Linked DNA regions of Homo sapiens: region 1 is linked to region 2. The links are chromatin contacts, found by Hi-C or POLR2A ChIA-PET in ENCODE. All regions are on one chromosome and are shown on one strand. The core of a region is the stretch at or near the end of the contact, and the rest is flanking DNA. Distances in the headings are between cores, read along the strand shown.

Region 1 (4,174 bases), core at 1,452-3,951, 160 kb after region 2:
CCAGCCTTGTTCAGTGACTCCTCCCAGGAACTGTTTTAACGATCTATCGCTGCTACGTAACAAGTCACCTCAAAAGGGACTACGCAAGGGTGTCAATAGCAGGCATGCTTCACTGAACCAATCTAACAGTCTACACAGGTGCTCCAGCAGGGCAGAGTAGAACAATGTGGGACCTTTGAGTCCAGCCAACCAGGGTTCAAATCCCAGCTGCGACACTTCGCAGCTGGACGACCCTGAACATGCCACTTAGCCTCTCTGAGGCTCTGTTTTATGCATCCTCATAGAGGGGTGAAAGCACTGTGGCCTTGGGGACTCTTGGGCTCCTGTACCCCCCACCTCCTCAGCTTCCACCCACTTTTATCCCTTAAATATTGGGATTCTAGAAACGATTCTTCTAAAGAAAGAGAAGCAGCAGAATGCGGAAGTTAAGTCACAAGCTCCAGAGTGCCTACCTTGCAGGGCTGCTGTATGGATTCAGAGTGATCATGCTGAGCCCTGGGCCTGGTCCCCACTAAGTGCTTCACACACATTATTGGTTCCCATGTCCCCAGCCCCAGCGGGACCCACCTGACAGTGTTCCCCCACTGCAGGATATGTCTTGTACATACTGCAGCTACATTTAATTCCCCCAGCATCACTGCAGAAGTCAGACAATTGCAGAGATTCGACTCCTACAAAAGAACAAGGTGAATCCCAGGTGGGACCTGGGTAGGAATTCACTGCATTACACAGAAACAGGACTTCGCATGGTACGGAGACCATATCCCCCCCTAGTGCTCCCAAGCTAGACACACAGCCAGGGGGTCATTGATTCAACTCACATGACCACAGTCTGCTCCAGGACCCAGGATCCTACCCAGGAGGGGGTTTGGGACTGCACACTACTCAGAGGTGAGAAAAGGGCCTCTTGTTTACTATGGCTTGGGGGAAAGACTGATGGAGATTTAGGGGACCCACATGTCCATCCCCCAAGCCACCCCTCGGCTGCCACTGCCTATGACAGCCGACATGTCCCAGAGTCTCTAGTCAGGGTGGAAGTCTCTTCATCAGGGATATAAGGTTCTCTGCCCAGTTGCTGAGGCCAAAGATTAAAGCATCTACCCCTGTCACCTGAGGCCTGGACCTTATCTCAAAGTCAAGGTAGCACCCACAGAGGGAGCAAGTAGTGGTCTGGGGGCTCTACCCCTAACCAGCTCTGGGCCCGTGGGCAAGTCCCTGCTCCTGTCTGGGGCTTGGAGAGGGGGGCATTCGATCAGGGCTTTTCAAACTGGCCTGGAAAGCTTCAGGCTCCTGTACCCCCACCTCCTCTGCTTCCACCCACTTTTATCTCTTAAATGTTGGGATTCTGGATAAGATTCTTCTAAAGGAGAAAAGCAGCAGAATGCAGAAGTTAAGTCACAAGCTCCAGAGGCAAAGAGACCTGGGTTCAAATGAGCAAGGTTGGGCAAGACACTTCACCTCATTGATCCTCAGTCTCCCCATCTGTAACAGAAATAATACTGGAACATACCCCCGTTTGGGTTGTTCCTAGTATTAGGGGAGATTGTGTATATAGAACTCTTGGTATTGTGTTTGCCACATGGTGAGTGCTCTATGGATGTAACCTACCATTATCATTATTTTGAAAAGCTGCCGAATTTTGTGAAGGTTTACAAACGTTTCCTTTGGTGGTCTCTGATCTCATCAATCCTAGCCTCCACCTTCAGCTCCCATCCCAGCCATCCTCCCCACTGCAGTGGCTGACTCTGGGTGCCATGAGGCCTCTGCATTGGGCCTGGGACTCCACTGCTTAGACCTGGTTGCTGGTCCCAGCTCTGTCACTGACCAGCTGGGTGGTCTTGGGTGAGTCATTTTACTTCTCCAGACCTCGGTCTTGTCATCTGTTAAGTGGGAATGATGTCACTGTATACCTTCTAGGGGTGTTGTAGGGATTAGTACAGCACCTGACACATAATAAATGCTCAATAATTGCTGTAACGATTACGTTTAGTTGGGGTAGGCCGTTTGGGTTTTATTTTTTTAATCAAGTTGTGGGGGGGTGGGCGCCCTCTAGTGGTGAAGCCCCACCTGGTGGGGGGTGCCTCAGCCTTTAGCCTGGGTGGGGAGGATAGTGAAGGAAGGACCTGTGGACTCACATATTAGACGGGGACCTTCTTGGAACCAGGGGTGTGTTCCAACCTAGGGCTACCACAGCCGACCCTGGGACCAGTGATCTGTACGCTGGCTTGGCAGGGAGGGCAGAGAAGGAAGCTCTGGCTTAGACCCCTGGGTAAACATCTCTGCAAAGAAGGAAGAGACAGTGGCCACCATAGAGAGAGAAGACAGGCATGAGAGGGTGCAGAGGCAGTTCTCATTCTCCCCTCTTCTATTGCTAGACACACCCTCACTACCATCCTCCCAGTCCATTTTACGGATGGAAAAACCGAGGCCCACAGAGGTAAAGGCGCTCTCCTGCGGTCACACAGGACATCCAAGGCAGAACGCATGCCAGCACCTGAGCTCCAGGTCCAGTGCTCTCTGCTCCACACTACAAGGTCAGCTTAGCCAAGCCAGGTGACGGGAAGCAGAGGACATTTCATTGAATCATACAGTGAAATTTCGAAGAAGGGGAAAAAAGCAGCAGGCGGAGTTCCCAGGGCTGGAGCCCTGCCCAGCTAGTCCCAGAGCTCAGGGAGGGTGGGAATGACGCAGCCTGGGCCCATAGCGGTCTCAGGAGCACCATTCGCCGGGAATCTGCAGGCAACGGCAGCCAGAAGGGCTGCAGAGGCTCTGGGAAGGACGGCTGAGCCGGCGGCGGCCCAGGCTGACTCCACAGGGACGCCAGGATTCCCTCCATCACAGAATCCAAGAGGACCCCCACCTATCCCCAACCCCCACACACACAAACACAGAGAATAGCCCAGGCCCAGCAGAGCGGACGGGCAACAGAAGCCTCCTCTGCAAGGAAGGGGTCAGCCTGGAGCAGAGAAATCCCCGCAGACCCATGAGAGGGGCGGCCACGAGCAGGAGTCCAGGCCCAGCTGTGGGCCGGGGCTGAGGCCGAGGGTTGGAGGCTGTGGACACGGCCAGCTCCCTTCCCTACTCAGACAGGCTCCCTTCCTGTCCTCCAACCTGGGAGGCCTTGCCTGCTATGTGTCCGAAAAGCTTTCTCACGAGTTATAGCTCAGCTGAGACTCACAATGCCTCTGTCGGATCATCCCAACCTACAGGCGAGGAAGCTGAGGCTCCATGCGAGGAAGGGGCTGCAGGCTTTCAGAGCCATTCCCACCCAGCATGACTGTCTGACATCACCCCCTTTGACATCCTGAGATCTGCAGCATTAGGCCAGGGGAAGGAGGGCATGGATCTGGTCAGCCACTGGCCCCCAGGACCCTAGTAAAATGCTATCCCCTACCCCAGCACTTAGCAGCTCCCGAGCCCCAGTGATCACGCACTCCCAGGGCAAGATGTGGAAGGAGGTGGTGCATGATGACACAAAGAAAGCAGGCTTTGGCTCAGCTGGACCTGAGTTCAAATCCTGGCTCTGCTGTATATTTTCTGGGTGACCTTGGACATGTCATTTGCCTCTCAGCTACCCAGTTTTCTGAGCTGACAGAAAAGCATAGTATCCTCTGCACATGCCGTTCGTAGTAAAAGTAAGAGCTACCGTTTATTGCACCCTTTAAGATCAGGTCCTGTTCTCATCACTGTCGCTGCTTTAGATGATCTAAGCCTTTCAACAATGCCCCAATATATTATTACTCATAGCTCCATTTGCAGAGAGGAAACAGAAATATCTAGGAATAGGCAGAGCGAGGATTTGAACTCAGCCTGTCTGGTCCCTAAATACTAAGTTACGGTGTCCATTTATCACATAGGAAAAGCACATCACAGATGTCAGATGTGCTATGGGGCTGGAAAGTTTGGGATGAGTGGAGATGGCAAGGTTCAGAAACAGATTGACCAAGGAGTGCCCGTCTCTGCCAGGATCCATTTGGACCAAGCTCATACCCTGGGTTGGGAAGAGCTCCGGTTGTACTCTGGGGTCTCAGCTCACAGCTCCAGCCCGGTCCCTTCATCAAATCATCTACTTCTCAGTAGTCACTGAGGCTCTCTTTTGGGCCAGGCCCAGGACTGGACACGCAGGCCAAGGCAGATGAGGGGCCCAACCCCACAGCCCCCTCATGTGGGAGGA
Region 2 (4,563 bases), core at 398-2,897:
AAAAAACCCTTTGCCCTGCCTTTCCTGGCCTTGTTTTCTGGCCTGGTCTTCTCCTCCAAGCCTGGGGCAGACTTCTGCTGAGTCCTTTCTGATTCCTGCTCACAGAAGGGAGACCTTCTGGGGTCTGGGGAGTTTTCATGTCCTACCCATGACCTCCTACCCACCCCATGTACTCCTGCACCTGCTCAGGCCTCAGTACCCCTCACCTGGACCACAAAACTCCTCTCTGGCCTCCTTGTTCCAAGTCCTCCCCTTCCTGTCCATTCTCCACACTGCCCTTTGGTGGTTTGTCCAAAACACTACAGTAATTAGGTCACTCACTGCCTAGAACCCTCCATGGCTCCCTTTTGCCCTCAGGATAAAGACCAAGTTCCATAACTGAGCTCTTCTGGATCTCATGCCTTCAAAACTTAGTTGAAATGTTCCCTCTTCCCTGACTGTTTGCACTCTCACACACAGTTTTGTAATTTCATTGTTTACACATCAATATCCCCCACTAGACTGTAGGCAACTTCAAGGGCAACATGAGTGTTGAGTCCAGAATTTGATCATAGTAGGCAATGAAGGAATGTTTGTTGAGTAGATAAATAAATAAATTATCTAAATTGAGTTCTAGTTCTTCTGTCAACTGAGTGTATGATTCTGGGCAGTTTATTTCTCCCTCTGAGACTCAATTTCCTCATCTGTAGATTAGGGTGAATAAGGTTTTCCTTGCCTATTACATTAGCTATAGTTTTTAAACTCCAGGCCCTTTTGGAGGACAGAATATTTGCAATTCCAGGGGATGTGGGACCACAGCATACCATGTCTGAGGATTTTGGGGGAGAGTAATGAGATAATTGATGCAAAAATGCTTTGGAGCCTGTACAAAGTTAATGGATTGTTGTTCAGACCCAGTCCCTGCCTTTGGAGCTTACATTCTAGAAGGGAGATAGAAACACATGGGGTGCATTCTCTTATCACCCACCCTAGTCCATGGCAGGTATTACAAATCATTCACTGCACTTTAAGCAGGCATCTCCAATTGATTCATATCGAACTGGGAGATACAATCTATTTGCCATTCTGGCTACAGAAGGAGAAACAATCTTTCCAATCCCAGACAACCATGTTAAGTGCCTCATTGACCCCAGAGAATCAAAACCTCAGCCTCTGTTTATTGAGCACTGGCTTCAAGCCTGGTCCTCTCCCCACATAATCTCTTCCAATCTTCATGACGATCCTGCAAGTCAGAGACTATTTACTCCCATTCTCCCCTTTCACAGACCAATCTCTGAGACCAATACCTGGGGCTGCTGACCCCAGTCCACCCATTTGAGCCTGGGTCTGTCTCCAAAGGACACGCTCTTGCCACCCTTCCACACTACCTCTCTCAAACAGGAGTGCAGCAGGTCAGGCACGGGCCACAGATATCAGTGGAGCCATCCACAGGGCTGTAGAGAGAACTAACACCCAGCTACACCTTTTCCGGCAGGAATTTTTTGTTCCTGCTGTATTCAGAGGGCCTGCCAGGACTGGAGTCTGTCTGTTGGGAAAGGCGGCTCATGCTATTTTGATATTGAACCCATGTCCACGGGCCCAGTGATGGACAAGCCTTTTACACATCTCACAAATAAAACTCACAGAGTCATTTTCAGCTTGGCCCGAGCTGTGGGCACAGCCCCAGAGGACTTGGCTCTGCTAATTCTCTCATCAGCCTAATAGGAGAACAATTATCACAGTCAGGATACAAATTTAGCTCCAGACACTTCTCTGGGAACTCAGAGGGCTTGTGACTTATGGCTTCATTTTAAAGAGGAGCAGATTGTTGACATGAACTCTGGGTAGTTCTCATTTTTCTCGAGGAACTAAGCTGTACTTGCTGTTAATGGTAGAATCATTAGGTCATGGCTGAGGTCCACAAGAGGATAGGAAACCCAGCAGCTTGGATGTAGGCTGAGCTCTCTATAATTAACCTAATAGCCTGTTTATTTGACTATCTCAATTACAGACTCATTTAAATAGCATTAAAAATAAAAGATGAGCCCCAGGAGCAGCAGAAGAAACATAAGGATGCTCTTTTGTCCAAGATTTCATAGGACACTATTTGAATGCATAAAAAGCCACTGATAGAGCAGCCACCAGGAAAACTTTCTTTAAAAAACTTTAAATTGAGGCAAAAAAAATGCAAACATGAGCAAGACTGAGCACCCGCAGGCATGTTTTATAGCGAAGTCAAATGATCAGGGTTTGGATGTCAGCTCTGCCAGGGGTTGGATGAAACTTGTGCGAGTCATCTAATCTCTGGAAACCTCACTCTCCCCCTTGGAGGATCCATGGAAAGGGGTCAGCTGATATGGATTACCATCATAGCTAACACATCTTGAGCATTTATGTGCCAGGCATTGTTATACACCCTTTATTTACAGTAACTCATTTAGCTCTTACAGTTCCACGATGAAATAAGTGGTATTATCATCTTCCATTTTACAGACGAGGAAGCCGAGGCACAGAATAGTTAAGTGACAAAACAATGCTCAAGGTACCAGTGTGTGGAGTGTGGAAGCTGGGATTTGAAAGCAGGCAACCTGGCCCCAAAGTCTATGTGCATAACCTCTAGTCTACCCTGCCCTGGGAAGAACCTGCACCACCAGAGGCCTTCAAAACATGATTAAGTTGAATCTATTTCTTTTTCTTTGTGTTGCAAGCGTGGCTTTCCGATGGTTGTGCACATTTTTCTATCTGATATAAATAGCTTTTTTATTTTTCTCCCTCTGTCCCCGCTCCAAATATCAGTCAATACTGGAGAGAAAATAACTGTTTCTGGTTCATGGTGACAAGGTCAAGGCTCCTTTGGAGAATGCTTGTTGGTGCTGTCTCCGTCCTGGGCTGAGAAATCACGGCATTTATTTTAAGCTGAAACTTTCTTATATTTAAAGCTTGTCATCAGGCTGAAGTTTGTTTATTGCATTCCATAATTATGATGAATATATTTTAAATAGAAAAAGATTTGAAATGTAGGACAGCTGCAAAAAATATGGTGTCAATCACTGAGAATCAGCCCACATCTGGAGTTAGAACTTGGGTGGGAATGGCTTGTTTTGCATTTTTATGACCAGATGCATCCAGATTAGATGTACCTTATAAACTTCACCCAGACAACTGTCAGGGCCAATCAGCCTTAATTGAATGCGACATTTTCTCCACCAATCCGCCCTGAGCCCAGGCCAAGAATCCCCCCTGTATCACGCACAGGCCCTGTGTGAGCTCTGCTCGCTGTGCACATCGGATCTGTCAAACACAGGCCAAATTAAATACTGGACTTCATTCCACAATGACTTCCAATTAGGGCAGAATGAAGTCCGGAGGGCTTTGAATGCCCCCCTTGGCCCTGTTACTTGGAGACACAATCAGTGGAAAAAGGGGAGCCAAGAGGTCTGCTGCACCCCCATGCTGTGCCCTGTGCATTGTGCACTTAATATGTGCCAGCCTCATGCATTGAGCACTTACTGTATGCCAGTGATCACGCCTGGCCCCTTACATACACCCTCCCTCTTAGTCCTTCCAACAGCCCTGCAAGGTGAACACGACGCTCCCACTTGACAGGCCAGGAAATGGAGGTTCAGAGAGATGAATGGAGGTTCTGGCCCAAGTTTGCAGGCCAGGAAAGCTTGAATATTCTCATCAGCCACCTTCATTTGGCTAATGGTGGTTGTCAAACTCCCATGGGGACATTCAGACGCATGGGAGGGCATTTTGGTTTGTTCCAATGACTGGAAGGGCATTACTGGCTTCAGTGCCAGGGACCCGGGAATGCTAAACCTCTTGCGACGGGGAACAGAGCCAAAGAGTGAAGAACGGTCGCCTTATCCCCCAACCCTCGCTCATCTATTATCTCTTGATCTGATCCCACACAGGCTGGCACCTAAAATTAGGGAGTATATCATTCAGTTTGCAAATCAGGAGGCTTTGAGAATATTTTCTTATTCCAGATTTCCCAAGACATCGTGTGTTGATACATAACTAACCCTCAAGTGCCAAAGATTGTAACGGAGAAGGGGAAAGAGGACAAGAGGAGAGAAGGGGGAGGATTTCATCTGTTCCAAGGGAATATCTAGTAAATATCACCCCTCAAAATTATTATCAAGGTCATCATTATTACCTCTAAGGTTTGCAAATCAAGGCCGAATTCTACTACAGGTGTGTGTGAACAATAAAATCTTCACAATCTAAGATTTCTACTTCCCAAACTAGAACTAGGGGAGTCTCTTAAAGGAGTAATCAATCATAATAAGAAAAATACTGTCTCATGCTCCAGCTCCTATTCCATGAGCTTAACTTATGTCATCTCCAATCCTTACAGGAATCCTGTGATGTGACAGCTATTATTCTGGCCTTTGCAGAGATGAAGAAACTGAGGCTCAGAGAGGTTAAGGGACAGCCCAAAGTCACACAGCTAGCAGGAGGCAGAGCCATATTTTGAGTCTGATTCAATGAACTGGACCCATTTTCTGAACCTTGAACTCCAAGGAAATCATAGCTAGTTTTGGTGACGAAATGCAAACCAAAAGTGTTGTTTTTTCT

The links. A loop is a pair of places that touch in the nucleus more often than their neighbours do. ChIA-PET counts read pairs that join two places held with the same protein, here RNA polymerase II (POLR2A). Pooled maps may share reads with other maps.
Region 1: a map of vagina shows a loop between it and region 2 (2.4-fold over the local background). The contact joins two enhancer-like sites. A Hi-C loop is called at or near these places in 3 of 168 maps with a recorded cell type or tissue (endothelial cell of umbilical vein, mammary epithelial cell and vagina) and 2 of 50 pooled maps. POLR2A ChIA-PET finds 5 or more read pairs at or near these places in 2 of 52 experiments (Panc1 and activated naive CD4-positive, alpha-beta T cell).

What each region holds. Positions count from the first base shown.
Region 1 is chr5:171,482,483-171,486,656 of GRCh38, reverse strand. The region is part of intron 2 of LOC105377721 (a long non-coding RNA gene); the gene reads left to right. Among named protein-coding and RNA genes, the nearest start is that of FGF18, 65 kb to the right of the region's middle. Within about 2 kb of position 2,701, at least 6 of the 41 ENCODE cell types and tissues checked have a DNase peak (open chromatin) inside an H3K27ac peak, as active enhancers do.
Region 2 is chr5:171,637,860-171,642,422 of GRCh38, reverse strand. No RefSeq gene overlaps it. Among named protein-coding and RNA genes, the nearest start is that of SMIM23, 150 kb to the left of the region's middle. Within about 2 kb of position 1,647, at least 3 of the 41 ENCODE cell types and tissues checked have a DNase peak (open chromatin) inside an H3K27ac peak, as active enhancers do.